Regions from separate parts of the Homo sapiens genome. Here region 2 is linked to region 1. A link is an interaction called in ENCODE POLR2A ChIA-PET data of the cell type or tissue named here. Cell type or tissue: OCI-LY7. All regions are shown on one strand.

Evidence for each region. ChIA-PET counts read pairs that join two places held together with the same protein. Peaks named below come from ENCODE experiments on the same cell type or tissue, not always from the same donor. Only the 100,000 strongest peaks of a DNase experiment are listed, where the experiment ranks them.
Region 2: POLR2A ChIA-PET joins it to region 1 with 6 read pairs; 2 of 35 experiments call an interaction of 5 or more read pairs at or near these places.

The regions. Positions count from the first base shown.
Region 1 is chrY:19,538,605-19,546,604 of GRCh38, reverse strand. No RefSeq gene overlaps it. Among named protein-coding and RNA genes, the nearest start is that of KDM5D, 200 kb to the left of the region's middle. In OCI-LY7, no CTCF peak of the experiment used is centred here; a DNase peak (open chromatin) is centred at 4,944; H3K4me3 peaks cover 2,631 bases; H3K27ac peaks cover 3,653 bases.
Region 2 is chrY:19,590,496-19,598,495 of GRCh38, reverse strand. It overlaps the pseudogene TXLNGY. Among named protein-coding and RNA genes, the nearest start is that of KDM5D, 150 kb to the left of the region's middle. In OCI-LY7, no CTCF peak of the experiment used is centred here; no DNase peak of the experiment used is centred here.

The DNA of each region.
Region 1 (8,000 bases):
ATACTATGCAGCCATAAAAAAGGATGAGTTCATGTCCTTTGCAGGGATATGGATGAAGCTGGAAACCATGTTTTTCAGTAAACTATCACAAGGACAGAAAACCAAACATTGTATATTCTCACTCATAGGTGGGAATTGAACAATGAGAACACTTGGAAACAGGGCAGGGAACATCACACACTGGGGCCTGTTGGGGAATGGTGGGCTAGAGGAGGGATAGCATTAGGAGAAATACCTAATGTAAATGACGAGTTGATGGGTGCAGCAAATCACCATGGCACATGTATACCTGTGTAACAAACCTGCGTGTTGTGCACATGTACCCTAAAACTCAAAGTATAATTAAGGAAAAAAAAGAGTTTTCAATTTCTGAAGCCATCAGGCAAGGAGGATAAGATTTTATTTACAAAAGCTTAATTTCCATTTTAAAAAGCATAATGAACCTACTAGATTGTTATACATTACAGATAGCTTAAAAAGAAAGAGAAAAGACTTCTTATGTGTCCAGATCTAAAGACTTAAAATAATGTCAAGAATATTTCAAAGAATGTTTCCTTATTTGTTCATTCAGGTATTTGTAACCTGAATATAATTCTTATATTGCTAGACCTTGAATTAATAGTGTCATGAACCCAATTACTTTTCTACTAAAAAGAGTTTTGAGCCAGGTGTTCAGTGGGACACCTACCTGTAGTTTCAGCTACTCAGTAGACTGAGGTAGGCAGATCCCCTGAAATAGGGGTTTGAACCAGCCTGTGCCATATAGTGAGACCCCAACTCTAAAGAATAAAAATCAGAGAAGAGACTGGAAATCCTGACTCTGTCTCAAAATTGTCTAAGCTATGTCATCAGAAGAATGTAGCCAAGGCTTTATTTGAAGTGTCAATAATGTAAAGAACTATGGGGCTCTGAAATAGAACTTCCGTGTTGAAAATGAAGTACTCTGGCCTGTAGCTGATTGCAAGAGCTTGAGCTTTCATAGAAGCAAATAAAAAGCTATCTTTAGATAAACAATGCTTAAAATGGCCATAATTAACTTATTACTAATCACTTTTAAACATAAAATATCTGATGAGTTAATAATAAAAAAAAATTGGAACTGACAGGGAAATTTAATTGCATTTGTGGTTTGCAAAACAAAGCTAATACAAAAAAGTTTAAAAACAATGTCTACAGAGATAAGAATGACTATTTTCAAATAATGTACTGAATAACATATCTGATACAAAAATAGATAAATTTTTCCCAGACAGGAAAATATCTTGAAATTTTATACTTTTTTAGGAGAATGTGCATACTTATAATGAATATAGTGAAAATGTGTTAAGAACATAGAAACAATGTATTAAGAATATACCGAGAATATTAAGTGAAGAAATTTAGTGAATCTGGAGAATATCCTAACCACGTATATATTTTGTTTTTGTTGTTGGAGAGGCAGGATCTCACTATGCTGCCCAAGCTGCTCTCCAACTTCTGGATTCAAGGAATCCTCCTGCCTTAGCCTCCTAAAGTGCCAGCCAACCATATGAGTGTGACAGCCTCCTAAAGTGTGCGCCAACCATGCTCAGCCAGTATTTTAATACACCATCTATATTTTAATAAAACTTAAGAGATGCATCCCAATAGAAATTAGTGGGCCAGAAGATGGTGTATTAAACTGAAAATGTAAAGTTGTGATGAAGTTAATATCTTAAAAAATTATTACTGATAATGCCATATTGTTTTGGCTTAATATCAGGCTAAGTAACCACAGTATTCTGATTTAAAAAAAAACATACTAGAGAGCAAGTTTATTGACAAATCTTTAGGAACTTCAGGTACAGCATATGATTTCTGAACTATGTGTGTAAATAAGGTTTTGTTTATTCAAATTTAACACAGGGTAGTCTGTGTATGCCTTCCGATTTGATAGCTCTAATAAAACACTTTAATAGTACCATATCAAATAAATTTTATCATCATCGATTTTCTTCTTAATATGAAATAACACATATTTGTGATTTTTCTAAGAGTCAAAATCTCAAAAATCATTTTAGGTATAAAATATACCCCGAAAGTTTTATTTTATTCCATTTTATAATTAATCTGACTTGGAAAGGGGAAAAAAGCTCAAAGGGTATGTGAACATTTCATTAAGATAGGACCATTGGTGTCTGAGAAACAATATTTGGTTACCCACTTAAAGGAGACAATAAAACATGTAAAAATAAATACAGAAGTGAAGAAGTTAATATGTGATTTTGAAAAATATTACATTCAAAAGTGGAAAACTTTTTTTGTATTTTTTCCTTCAAAAAAATGAAGACAAATAATGAGGAGAAAATTATTCTACTAAGGCACAGACTCTTTTTTATCTAGGCAATAAGGAAAAAAAAGAATAATCCATCATATTGCAAGGGAAGGTAAATAAGAAACCAAGGAAATGTGTCCATCAAAACTGATCAAATTTTGCCAGTGTGGCATCTTAAAATACATTTCATAGCTTTTCAAACTCAAATATGAAAACAATTTGTTTTTTAGATTTTTTTTTTCTTTTTACTTCAAGTTCTTTATATTCTAGACTAACACTTTAGGGCAGATATTGGAGGGTGTGTCTCTCTTGGTGCAACTATTGCCTTTGCTTCAAATGGTGGCATATGGAGGAGGACACAACCTGTAGGAAGTGTTCAAGGAGTCTGGTAGTGACACCTGCTCAATATTGCTAGTGATAAAACTGTAGCCACTGTATAGCAATATCTGCCTGTAGAATGTCATTTCCTTTGAGGGGTACATTTTTTTTAGAGTTTCCTATAACCTCTAGAGCTGAACTTCATAAAAATAGGTAAAGGTTGGCCTTAAAAAGCCTACATTACACACTTTCAGGATGCTAGACCTAATAGTAAGCCAGGGATGAATCTGTAGAAGGCTCAGGTATCAGCTTTATTTATATATGTTAGTTCTGAGAGAGTAGAATATTTTTTTCTCTGTAGTGGCTCTCTAACAGCTATTAGGTTTACAAAGAGCTGTGGCCCAGATATTATTAACTGTCATCTTCCAACAGTTCCTTTCCAATGTATCTCTTACTAGAAATACTATTACATGATGTTTTTTCTGAAATGATTACTCAATAGGTTATAATGACAGCAAGATCTCCAACTTAGTTCATACTGATATTAAGATATAATAAAAATAGTATGTAAAGTAGATAATATAACTCAACATAAAGGGTAGAGGAAAGCACTTCAATTTGTTAACATAACATAATTTAACTTGATTAGGATCCAAAATCCTTCAACTCAGTTTCTCTCATGTTTCCATACTGGAAAATGAAAACTGCATATTTCAGAGATGTGCATTTATTCTCTTCTGTCCCTACTCCATTCGTTTATCACAATTTTCTTTCTCTGTAAGGACAGAACAAATCGTGTTTTTATGCCTTGATAAAGAAGAAAATATTTTTTTCTGGACACATAATTATCTGAAAAAGCAACTATTAACTTGGGAACTTCCTCTTCTTCTGAATTCTGGTTCTTGCAGGAGTGTTTAGACACCTTAATATCCTCTTGTCCTCACCTTTGTAAACTAGAACAAGACAGATTATTTGTTGTCCCAGAAGCCTGTTGGGAAATAAGAAGAGTTAGAATGACTCGATGTGTGTGGGTGGTGGTGGTGGTGGAAAGGAATGGGTGAGGGGAGGGGAGTGGATAGCGTATGGGCACAGATAGCCCTGTAGGAAAAGCAGTTTGCTTAATGTCAAGTTTGAGCAGCCTGCTAAAAAAGAAATAATGGGAAAGGGAGTGACTGTGATTGAGCCAGAAAAGAACCAGAGAACCTCAGATTGGGGATTTATTCTTGCATTGTACTGTTTCTTGTTCTGCAGGTTGTACTATAAGTTTCTTTCTATTGATGACTAGGAGTGGAAAATGCATACAGAGAAAGCGCCAGTCCCTATTGCACCATGGAGTTAAAGATGACTATTGACTTTAGCCACCAGGACTGAGATAGAAGCTAAGCAACTGCTGTGCTCATGCCCTGAGAAAGTGCCACTACTTGTGTCCTCAGCCCAGGGAATGGCAGGCACCAAGGGGTCCAGAACAGTGAAGACCATGCTGTAGGCTCTGCTACTCGCTGGCAGGGCTTAAACAGACAGACAAGTAGAGGCTGCAGATCCCGGTGCTGGTGACTGGGTGGGCTAAATGTGGTATGAGATGCAAGGCTCATATATATTGGCTACTCCTATAGCGTCAGTGACTTGTGCACACACTTCCTGATCTCCAGTATTTTGGTTCTAGCCTTTTGCCTGCGCTTGCCAATCTTTTTGGTCGACCTGAAGTGTTTTGCTTTGCTTCTCCCACTTTTGTTCTGTCTTGCGTGTGAGCACTTCTTGGCCTGATGTCCCATAGCTTGGGCTTATCTTGGTATCGTTCGCAGCGAAGAATTTAGGCACAAAGTTCGGCCGCTGACTCAAAAGTCTGTCTTTCCGTGCCTGAGATATTTCACTTAACATAATGTTCTTCAGTTCCCTTTATGCTGTTGCAAATTACAAAACTTCGAGGCGGAATCTGGGTTCCACTCTAAAGAAAACTCACTGCAAGTGGCAAGGAAAGCAAAGCAAGCGGGTTTGGGAGGTTGTCATGAAGGTGAGCAAGGCTAGTGTGAAGTTTCAGTCACCTGTGATAGAGTGGCAAATTGCTAAGGCTTTGGGAATTGCAACCGCAGGGATGGATGCAAACGACCGCGCCCTAGGCTTCTCTAGCGAAGCCCCAGAGGCAAGGCGCTGGCTCCTACCCAGGGAGGCAGGATGTGGGTTGGGACAAGTTAGAGGTGGGGAATTAGGAGAGCCTTCGCAGCAGAGCAGAATGCAAGCAAGGTTCGAAATCCATTTAGGCACTGAAGGGCTTGCAGAGTTGCTGATGTGCTGTCAGAGAGACTCGCGGCTGAGCTAAGTAGGGACCGGAAACTACTCGTCCGCGAGTTAAAATAGGACTCCTGAGATTTCACGGCTCAGAGGTTTTCAGGTGCGTGTCTCTCTCGCTTCTTGTTGAACATCTTTAAATAAATCTTGTGGCCTTCCCTCCCTCCTCTATCCTGTGCACCTACAGCTAATTTCCCGACTTGTCCCGCGTGTGCATTGAGCAGCTTCTCACCCTTTCAGGAGCCAGCCTGGTAAAAGATGGGATCTCCAGGGTCGGTGGCTCACAGCTGTAATCTCAGCACTTTGGAAGGCGGGGGCGGGTGGATCACAAGGTCAGGAGTTCCAGCCTCGCCAATACGGTGAAACTCCTTCTCTACTAAAAATAGAAAAATTAGTCGTGTGTTGTGGAGGGTGCCTGTAAGTCCAACTTACTCGGGAGGCTGAGGCAGGAGAATTACTTGAACCCGGGAGGAAGAAGTTTCAGCGAGCCCGGATCACGCCACTGCACTCCAGCCTGGGCGACAGAGCGAGACCCCTTCCCCCACAAAAGGATGGGATCTCCAAAAGAGGTGGAGATGCCGTTGATTCAGGTTGCAAGCCTCGGCCGAATGGAGTATAGAGTCCAGCTTCTGTACTGATAAGATGGGTTTGTCTAAAGTGCAGAAATATTTGAACAATATTTCGAACTCTCTCGCGTGGCGGCAGTAAAGGCTTTTACAGTCAGAATGTGTGCTGACAATAAAGTGCAAGAGTGACTTGGGTTCGGTATTAAAGAAAAAGCGTAGTCGTTCCTATGTCTTCCCTGTGTCCCAGCGAGTAAGGATTTTTCTATTTTTAGCTCTCCTATACTCCGCTGGAACCTACTATACATAGAGAGCATTAGTCCATAGAGACTATGCACGTGGTAGGGCGAGGGAGGTCCAAACGAGATGATTCCTAGGCTATCCTTTCCTTCGAGGTCTTCCAAAGTCGTCGTATAGGACTGGCCCAGACTCCCGGTCCCAGCTTTAATGTACCTGGAAAGAAAGTGCTTTCTAACCCTTAGTTGAATATGAAAGCCTACTGTAGACGAGTACAAACTGAGGGGAGGATGTTGAGTTAGGGTAGCTCACAAATCCAGGGAAGATCATACATTAAGTTGAAATAAACTTTGCTTCTCTGGCTAGCGTCCTTACTGCAAGCTCAGCCAATTGCGGGCCAGCACTGGGTGTGGGCGGGATGAACTTGCTGTCTTCGTCAAGATCTCTCCCAGGAGCACAGATGTGGGCAAAAAGATGTGAGATGGGCTGGGTCAGGCAGTTGAGAGCTAGCAAGAAGGTAGGAAAGGTGAAGACACCAGATTAGGGGTGCACCAGAGACACCCCAGTTCTGTTCACTCAGGTTTTTGTTTTTGTTTGTTTTTTCAGATGGAGTCTGGTTCTGTCGCTCAGACTAGAGTGCAGTGGTGCGACTTTGACTCACTGCAACCTCCATCTCCTGGATTCAAGTGATTCTTCTGCCTCAGCCTCCAAAATACCGGTGCCACCATGTCTGGCTAATTTTTTTTTTGTATTTTTAGTAAAGATGGGGTTTCACTGTTTTGGCCAGGCTGGTCTCAAACTCCTGACCTCATGATCCGCCCACGTTGGCCTCCCAAAGTGCTGGGATTAAAGGCCTGAGCCACCACACCCGGCCTCACTCAACTTTTTAATGAAGATTTCTGGAGAGGGGTTTTCTCCCTTTTTGGCTGTCTGTGAAACTTCTCATAAACCTATTGATTTATTACCCCAAATAAATGCTTAATTTGTGAATAACAACATAAGATGGGAGGAGTTATGGGCTTAAGTTCAGCATATTTTAACGATGGACCCTAATTAGCCCCAACGGTGTTTCTTCTTTGTTGATAGTTTCAGATTCAGGGAGAGAGCCAGCCAGAATGGTCAAAATGTCTAATCTTCAACCTGAATACTTGGCTATGATCAAAAGGAGGTGAGCTGCAGAGAGAAAAGACAGCACCAGGCAAAGTAGTCACAGAAACTGAGCCCTGTACCTGATGGATTAGAAGATGAGGACTGGTCATAAGGTCAAAAGAGGCTCAAGTTCTACAAGGCAACTATGAAGAACAAAGTAGAAGGTCTATTAAAATTTAATTCTCTAAATACATGATAAAATAAGAAAGATAAAAATTTCAACTTAAAATAGCCAAGTCAAAAATAAATTATTATTATTTTTTTTCATATCTTTATGACTTGAGCTGAAAAGTAAAGGATGTTGGATGTTGGCTTAAAAATTGCTCAGGTGCCTGCAGTGATTCCCTAATATAGGCCTTTCTTAAGCACCTTCTCCCTTTGTAAAGACCCCATGTGTACAGGCAGTGTAGTTTGCCAATTTTAGGCAACTTCACAAATCAAAGAAGGGGATGTTCTTTACAGCTCCTTGATTCCAGCTGCTGCCCAGTGAAGCAGATACAATTTCTAAAAATTGACCATCTCCTCTGGGTTTTTGTTTGTCATCACCTTATGATATTACTGAATATATTAACACCCTATATCGTTTTCTCCAAAGTGTGAGGAAGGAAACTGTTTACTGGAAGTCAGGTCAAGGGAAGGCTCTTGTGTTGTGCAATAGTAATGTGCATTAGCCTGAATATATCAAACTGGTGAAACTCCAGTGGAGTTCTGCTGATTCTTTGTAGCACTTTTCTTCTCCAGTTTTTGATAACAGATATCATACAAACAGGACATTTCTGGATACTTTATAACTGGAAGGAGATTAAGAATAAGAAATGAAAATATTTATTTTTAAGTTAATAGATTTTTTGAAATTTCACATTTAAAGAAAAATTAGCCTGAAATTATAGAAAGTTCTCACATATCTTCCCTCCCTATGTTTTTATATTTGTCATCTTGCATTAATTAGTATAGTACATTTTTTCCAACTGATGAACCAATATTGATACATTACTATAAACCCAAGTCCATAATGTACATAAGGATTCACTCTTTTTTTTTTTTTTTTTCTGAGATGGAGTCTCACTCTGTCACCCAGGCTGGAGTGCAGTGGCCTGATCTTGGCTCCCCAGAAGCTCCGCCTCCTGGGTTCACGCCATTCTCCTGTCTCAGCC
Region 2 (8,000 bases), 52 kb before region 1:
GTCCAGTGACAGACAATCTTTCCATAAATGATATCATAAAAATGACAACAGGAACCACATTTTCCAAATTTGTCATTTAGAAAATTCACTTCTTCTGTACACAGAAGATTAGCAGACCTAGAAAATTTTCCAAATAACTGTGCACACTGTCTATCCCTATCTCTACATACTCCTTTAAAGCAATAGCTAGTCTTATTATTGCAGTATCCTAAATCAGGAGCTTTCACATCAAGTACACAAAGTGCAGATGTTCCATTGCAATTTTCTGGAAAATCACACATATCTATGTTTTTTCTGCACAACATTTCTGATATCTTTCCTTAGAAAGTGAACATACAGCATCTGTTTCCTTTATCTCAAACAATAAAAGCACACAAAGACTAGAATGGGACACTATAGGGGTCCAGACTGAAAAATGGAGAGAGCCCAATATTTTTTTAGAAAGCATACACACACACACAAAATCTTATGGTGAAGTAGGACTGTCTGGCCATTTGTAATATTTTAAAATTCTATGTAGCTAGCCATAAGACAAAATTATAAAGGTTTTAGAGAAAATATCTGGGACAGAGGAAAGCCAACTTTCAAAATAGCCATCACAACCAGCCATCACAATCAACCTGGAACTAGGGTTGCCAAAATGAATACAAATCATTTATGGTTTTTATGGTGCCATAAAAATGCCAAAAAAAAATCAAGGCAAATCAGAATTAATTGGTCACCCTAAAAGAAGAGAAAGTTTCCAAGAGGACAAGAATCAAATCCTCTGTTCTAGTCTGTGGCTGGGAACAAGAAGACACAAATTCTGCTATTCTCTGTTGTTAAGTTACCTGCTCTTTCAGTTGTGCTTCTTCTTGTTTCATTTCTTCATATTTGTGCCTCGATTCTGTTGCTTCTTTTAATAACTAGAAAACAGATACATTCTGACAGAATACTAACAACAATTATAAACATGGTCAAAATGTCTAACAGATAGGCTTAATCTTCCAGTAATTATCCTGGCAACAATGACAGGTCAACCCAATTATCTCAATTTCTAACTACTTCTATCTCTTATCTGTTCCACTGGTGAACACTTAGGAATGTAGGAATAATTGCTTAAAGAGAAAAAGTAACCTAGAAGCATAATAAAGTTTATAGTACTCAGGGTTGAAATGTTGTGTTTTACATGAGGAATAACTAGACATCTACACTTTTAGACAGAAAACGCAGCTAAGAATCTTGACATTGTCTAGGTTATTTAGAAAGCCCCTCAACTCTGTAAAAGATAAAAGCAGGTTAAAAGAATATGCAGCAAAGCAATGAAAATAGAGACCTAGTTTCTGGTCACTTTTTTAAAACCACAGGAAAGGAACAGCTAAGGGAAGAAAAGAGATTAGTTAGTATTTGAGTTTTTCAGAAACATAGATAATAAAGATGCATGGGAAGCAGCTGTGAAATTCAGTCACTGAATTTCTGAGGTAAAATGTCACATATTATGTAAATAAGCCTTAAACCACAAAATACACACATAGATATACATAGATACATACAAAATTTATACTCCAAGTTGAAAGGTGCAATTAAGTTTCTTTAATTGTGCACTGATATCTGTCAGCTTGCACTGAAGAGACATGCTGTGTGAAACATCTCTCCAAACCCTAGACTCATTCAATATGAGAGGCTTGAATGAGAAAACACTAAGGAACTAAATATTCATAACATGCTCTACTCAGGGCCTACATTACTTGAATGAAGAAAATGTAATACACCACATTATTAAAATCATTTTTCATTCATAGAATATAGTTTCATTTCCATGGGGGTAAATGGGTATAGTCAAATTAGATTTTTTCTGTGTTCTCAATTATGGACAGACAAAATCTGAATACATATTCTAGCAACAATGCTGACCAAGACACAGATAATTTTGTCAGAAAATTATACCAGAATATAATCAAAGTAAACAAATCATTTACCAATTTTTAAATTGCTTATTTAAAAATGAAATGTAACACTAGGTAGAAGTCTCATGTTCACTAAGTTGGTGTAAAATTTAACTGTCCCTAAATCTCAAAGCCTATCTTGCCTAATAACTGGCACAATTCTTTAACTTGGTGACCACTACATAGAAAGCAAAATTATCTTGTTTTTCCACTAATTTAATCTTATCTCCAGTAAATTTCATATGAAAATTTCATCAGAAACAGAAAGCTTAATACACACACACACACACACACACACACACTCGCATATCCCACATCCAGAGAGTAAGAAACAAAATTGCATGCCCTGGCACTATGTTAAGTGAGGAGTTTGTTTTAAATGGCTTTGGTTACAATTTTGGCGATCTTTTTTTTTTTTCCAAGAAGTAGAACTTACAAACTCTCTCTCTCTCTGATGTCTTTCATCAGCTTCTTTTATCAGCTGTGCTGTTTGTTGAAGTCTGGCATCTACAAGCTGTTGTCGTAATTCCTTATGTTTGAACGCTTTATTAATTTGCTACAGGAAAACAGAATTTCTTGCACCACTAACCAAAGAAATAAATACAGTGGGGAGAAAACATAACACAAATTTCTAGAACCCTGCTTACCCTTCTTTTCTGCTGCTACCACTGTAGTTAAGAACACTGACTCCTTCTGTCCCCGTCACTGCAGAAGTGGCTACAACATATCATCTTGCAAACTATCCCACACTAGAAAGAGCACAACCCTCTAACTGCTGCCCCATGTCCCACCCTATCAGACGTGGGCTGTCCCCATCAAAATATCTGTACTTCTTGCTTCTGCCCTACATTGGAAAAAAAAAAGCTGATATTTTATCAAGAAAAAGATGGATAAGGAGATCAAAATATCAAATTCATTTATTACACACATAATTCCTGGACATTTTTTGTTCACAAAATCTTCTGAAATTCCTTAATTGTAGGTAGCCTGATAAAATGAAAAAAATGGTCTGGAGCAAATCCTAGCTTATTGTATGATCCAGGACAATTTCTTCTCCTTGTGAAACACAGTTTCCTTATCTGCAAAGGTTCATGACCATACCTAACTTGCAGAGTTGCTGTCCAAATCTATGCAATAATTAAACTGTGTAAGGTGCTTGATGCCTGGCACATATTAAACATTTGGTAAAATCCTGTTATTATTTAAAAGCTATGTCATTAAGTGCTATTGTACATACAATAGACTCATTAGGAAATCCCTCCACACATGGAGGTTCTATGTGAAGGAAGAAATGCTAGCTGAAAATAATGTACTTAAATTAAGTTTTGAGAAGACTGCAACAGATAATCTGTCTTAATCTGCAACTGATTTTATCATTATTCAATTATTTTCTGATAAAAGAAAAAGACTGTAATATCTAAACAAGACATACAAGTAGTACAACTTGAACACATGTCCTCTCCCAATCTGCTACTTCTATAGCAAATTTGGAGAGTTTAATACAGTTAAAATAATATAAATCCTAAAGAGTAAAATAATAAAAAATAAAATAAAATTAATCATTTTTAATACCATTATTTAAAACAATGGAATTTAAAGGATTCTTTTAAAAAAACTGATGATATTCATAATATGCTTTATAATATAAAACAAATTTAATTTTAAAAGTTCACTATATAGGCCTAAAAAATTTCTTTAATAAATACATTCCAAGGAAAAAAAAGAGGGGGGGGAAGCTTATATACTAAAAAGACTTGAGACATATTAAAACAATAAAATGTATAAACCTTATTTTGATGTTGATGTAAACAACCTGAAGGAAAAGGGAAGTAACAGATATTTAAATAGTACAGTGAGAAGGTATGTGATTACATAGCAATTGTTTAACCTTTTGGAGTAAAAATAGTACAGTGATTATGGCTTAAAAAGAATCTTATTTCATGATGCATATTTGAATAGTAATAAATAAAATGATATAATATCTTGGATTTGCTTAAAAATAGATGGAAACAAGAGTTGCTAGAAACAAAAGTAAATAATTGCTAAAGCCAAGTGATATATTCTACTATAAGTTTGCAGCTTCCATAATAAGTTTGAAATGTTCTTGAAACATAGAGGAAAATGGTTTAAAAGATACTCAAAATCTTAAAGAAAAATGTTTTCAAAAGTAGCATGAAAAGGTGTAACTCAAAATAACATTTTGATATGCATAAAGTAATATTTACTGTTTTATTAATTTTTAAATTGTCACTTTCTATTTCCAATTTTAATCTACTAAGTAAGGATTTAAATATATATTTTACTAGCTTAAAGCATAATAAAGGAAGGGGATGCATCCTTTGAAAATTGAAATCTTACCCTATGTATAGACCTCTAAAAGTAAAGAAAAAATAAAAACAAATAAGCAGGTTATCACCTATTTGTTTTTTATTTAGCCATCATACAACTTCCACATCAATTTATAAAATAACTCCAATGACTAGGTTCGACAACTATTGAGTCCTCCACAAACTTTTTACTTCATTGATTACACAAACAATGTGACTTGGTGATGGGTAATTAGTAGGTTCCTTATTCTCACAAATAGCACAATTCTCCTATTTATATTGTTCAGATTGTCACAGAAATCTGAGATACAGAGTATTTAGGGAACAAATCTGTATTATTAGACTGCATAAGAGAAAAATATCTGTATGCTATATTGACAATCTTGTAGCATCATATGGGAGACAAGTGGTACACATCTCCTAGAAATCCCTTTACTTATCCTACTCCACTGACACTTGGGCCAAGTGATGCTCCAATTTAGTCATTCTGTTTACAGGTTTCTACTCTTTTCCTAATAAACATGTAATTTCCACTGTGCATACACAAAAGTTCTAAAATACTGTCCTGTGAAAGAGTTTTTACTTTACGGTAGGGTGTAGCTTTTGCTACTGGTGAGCAGCTGTCTATAAACAAACCAAACGCCGTTTACCTCTTCCCTCAGTGCATACTGGTCAGTGAGCTTCTTTAGCTTTTCTCCCATTTCCATGTTCTCCTGCTGCAGTTTGGCATTGTGTATTTCATGCTGTTCCAGCTGGGCTTGAGTTTCAGTTAAAGTAATTTGGAAATGTGCAGTTACTTCTTTAAGAACTTCTTCCTCCTCTTTTTTCTGCTGCATATGTTCCTCCTTATTATCCAAAATAATGTATGTTAAAAGTACAGACCTACAGATAAAGCTCGCGAAAAAGAAGCTACTGCTATGTGAGTTCATTTATTGCTCCCATGAGGTGTTGCTTTTAAACTATAATTCCTCCCCCTTATTTATGACCAGAAATCTCTCATTTAAAAGCAAGCAGCTTTTTCTAAGTAGATAATTAGAGAAAAGCAAATGCCCTACTATAAAATAAGTATCATCTGCTGATCCAGATATTCACTATACTATAATTAAATATAAGTAAGATGCTGCTCCACAGTTAGTTTCTTCCACATTATTTTCCCAAAAGTCATCCTCACTGGTTAGGCAGTATACCATCCTACATCAGCCTGAAGATCTTACAGCCTACTTTCTGAGTTACACTTTCAATTTTATAAGAGGGAAGGGACAAACTAAATCATTATTTTACAAAGTTTACTTTCAAAGTCTTACTAGGATACAAGTGTCAACAGACCTTTACCTAAACAGTTATCAGTACAGTCTAAATATTGACAGTGCTATCTACTTTTATTATATTTAAATCCAAGATTTCAAAAGCAAGAAAAATAAATACAAACCTTACAAGTAAGAACCTATTTCACAAGCTGTCCTATGTTCTTGAGTTTACTGTGATGAGGGTGATCCAGCACCATCAAAATAATACTCCAACCATACACCCCCTAGCAATACCACAAAGTCAGACAAATTCCTCTGATGGATGGCAGATTCTTTCCAGGATCTCTGCTTTTTACTTCCATTATTGAGACAAGCTGTCATACTTAATCCTTCTTCTGTTATAATCAGCCTAGCTGTAAGTAATATTCTAAAGTATTTAGCAACCAAATAGCCAAAGATGGCAGAATGTAGTTTAACAATCTATCCTATTAACTTTTATAGTAGAGCTCTACAGTGTGTTTTTCTTTCTCAAACTCACACTGACTATGGCTACCAGTTTCTTCATTTCAGCTAAGATTTTCACTCATTACCAAAAAAGGACATGATAACCAACTACACCAAAAGCCAACAAAAATATCTGGCAACTGTGAGCTTTTTAAGCAGGAGAGCTGTGAACATAAAAACCAATGTCATCTAGATTCCCTGTGATCAAGTATACAGTAGACTAAGGTAGAGCTTATCCTTGAATCTGAAACCAAAATTTACATAGAGTGAGTCTTTAGAGAGTTACCTCACAGGCAGCATCAGCTCAAGCAAAACAAAAAGCAAGGGATCTCTGTGTTAAGATGTCTACAAAGTTGTCTGCTTAGGAATCTGATCTACCAGCACAAGTGTACCTGAGCCAGTTAACAAGAAGCCATTATAGCAACTAATTCCCATTAAAAGACATAGAGCAAGAATTTATTTCAAGTAGTTACAAGGCGATTATAAAAGCAGCCTAAGTAGTTCCTGAAATACAGTAAAATAAACCAACTAACCTTTAATGTCTTATTTTGACATTAATTTTGCTGAAGTTCCCTGCAAAGAGATTCTAGCTTGCTTCTTGCCAAGATGGTCTTGCTGTATTCACTCTGCAAGTGAACTTTCTCTTTGACAATCTGAGCTTGCTTATTCTGCAGAATCTTCATTTGCCTCTGAACATTCCTGCTTTCCTCCAGCTAAAATTAATAACCACTTTACATTTAGGAAGTATAGTAATCTGAGTTATAGCTCTAAGCACTGCAATTACAGCCATGGAACATTTTATGTTCCCCTCTTTTCTAGTGACAGGAAAGTATGTAAATAATTTTGTGTAGCAAGAAAAGCAATCTTAATCTCCATTTTTTATTAATAGGAAAAAGTAACCTTTTAATCAAAAGCTTATTTCAGACTAAAATGATATAGTTTTCCTATTCTACAAGAGCTACTTTATTGAAACAGCTACCAAAATTAGAACACAATAAGCAGTGCTCAAGATTCATCAGTCAAGTCAGTTTCAGATTTATAATAAATGATTCCAAATTATACTACTAGATAACATAGTGGTCATCCTAATTCTTGAGTAAAGCTTTTATGAAAAATAAAAAATTGACGAAGCAAACATTTCAAGAGAGAATGAAATATCAAGAAACCTATCAAACATCCTTGCAGGCAATATTCTTATAGGTATTAAAAACACCTTTATTGGCCAGGGATGGTGGCTCATAACTGTAATCTCACTCAACACTCTGGGAAGTTGAGGTGGGAGGATCACTTGAGCCCAGGAGTTCATGACTCCATTTCTACAAAAATTTTTTTAAAATTAGCCATGCATGCTTGTGCATGTCTGTAGTGCCAGGTACTCAGGAGGCCGATACAGGAGAATTGTTTGAGCCTAGGAGTTCAAGACTGTAGTGAACTGTGACTGAACCATGGTATACCAGCCTTAGCGACAGTGCAAGACTCTGACTAAAATAAATTAATTAAATAAATAAATAATGCAGTATTTCAGTCACTTCCACCTCTACTGTGGCCAATTTTACAAAGTGCGTTTTCAGATCTACTAAATCCAAATCTTCAATTTGACAATTCTTGTGTGATTTCTATGTGTTTGAGGACCACCCTAGATGACCATGCTACAGTATGCAACCAAATTGCTCTTTCTTCCCCAACCCTTTCATGGCTGACAGCTAGGAAATCTCCTAACCTTCTAGTACACTGCTTTTTCTACCAGAAATTCAATGCTTTTGTCAGTCTTTCTTTTATCTTCTTTGTTGCTGTCTTCTTTTTCTGGCATTTCTCGCATGAGTTTCCTCAGGCTGATGTAACAATTGAGACTGGCTTCCATATCCAATGGAAGCATTCCTTTCCTGAACATAGCAAGCAACAATTTTATTTTCTGCTGTCTTTGCTTTTGGACAGTTCTAAGCTATTTACATTTATGCTCAGGGATTCCTGCTTCTCAAAATATCAGAAGGTGCCAG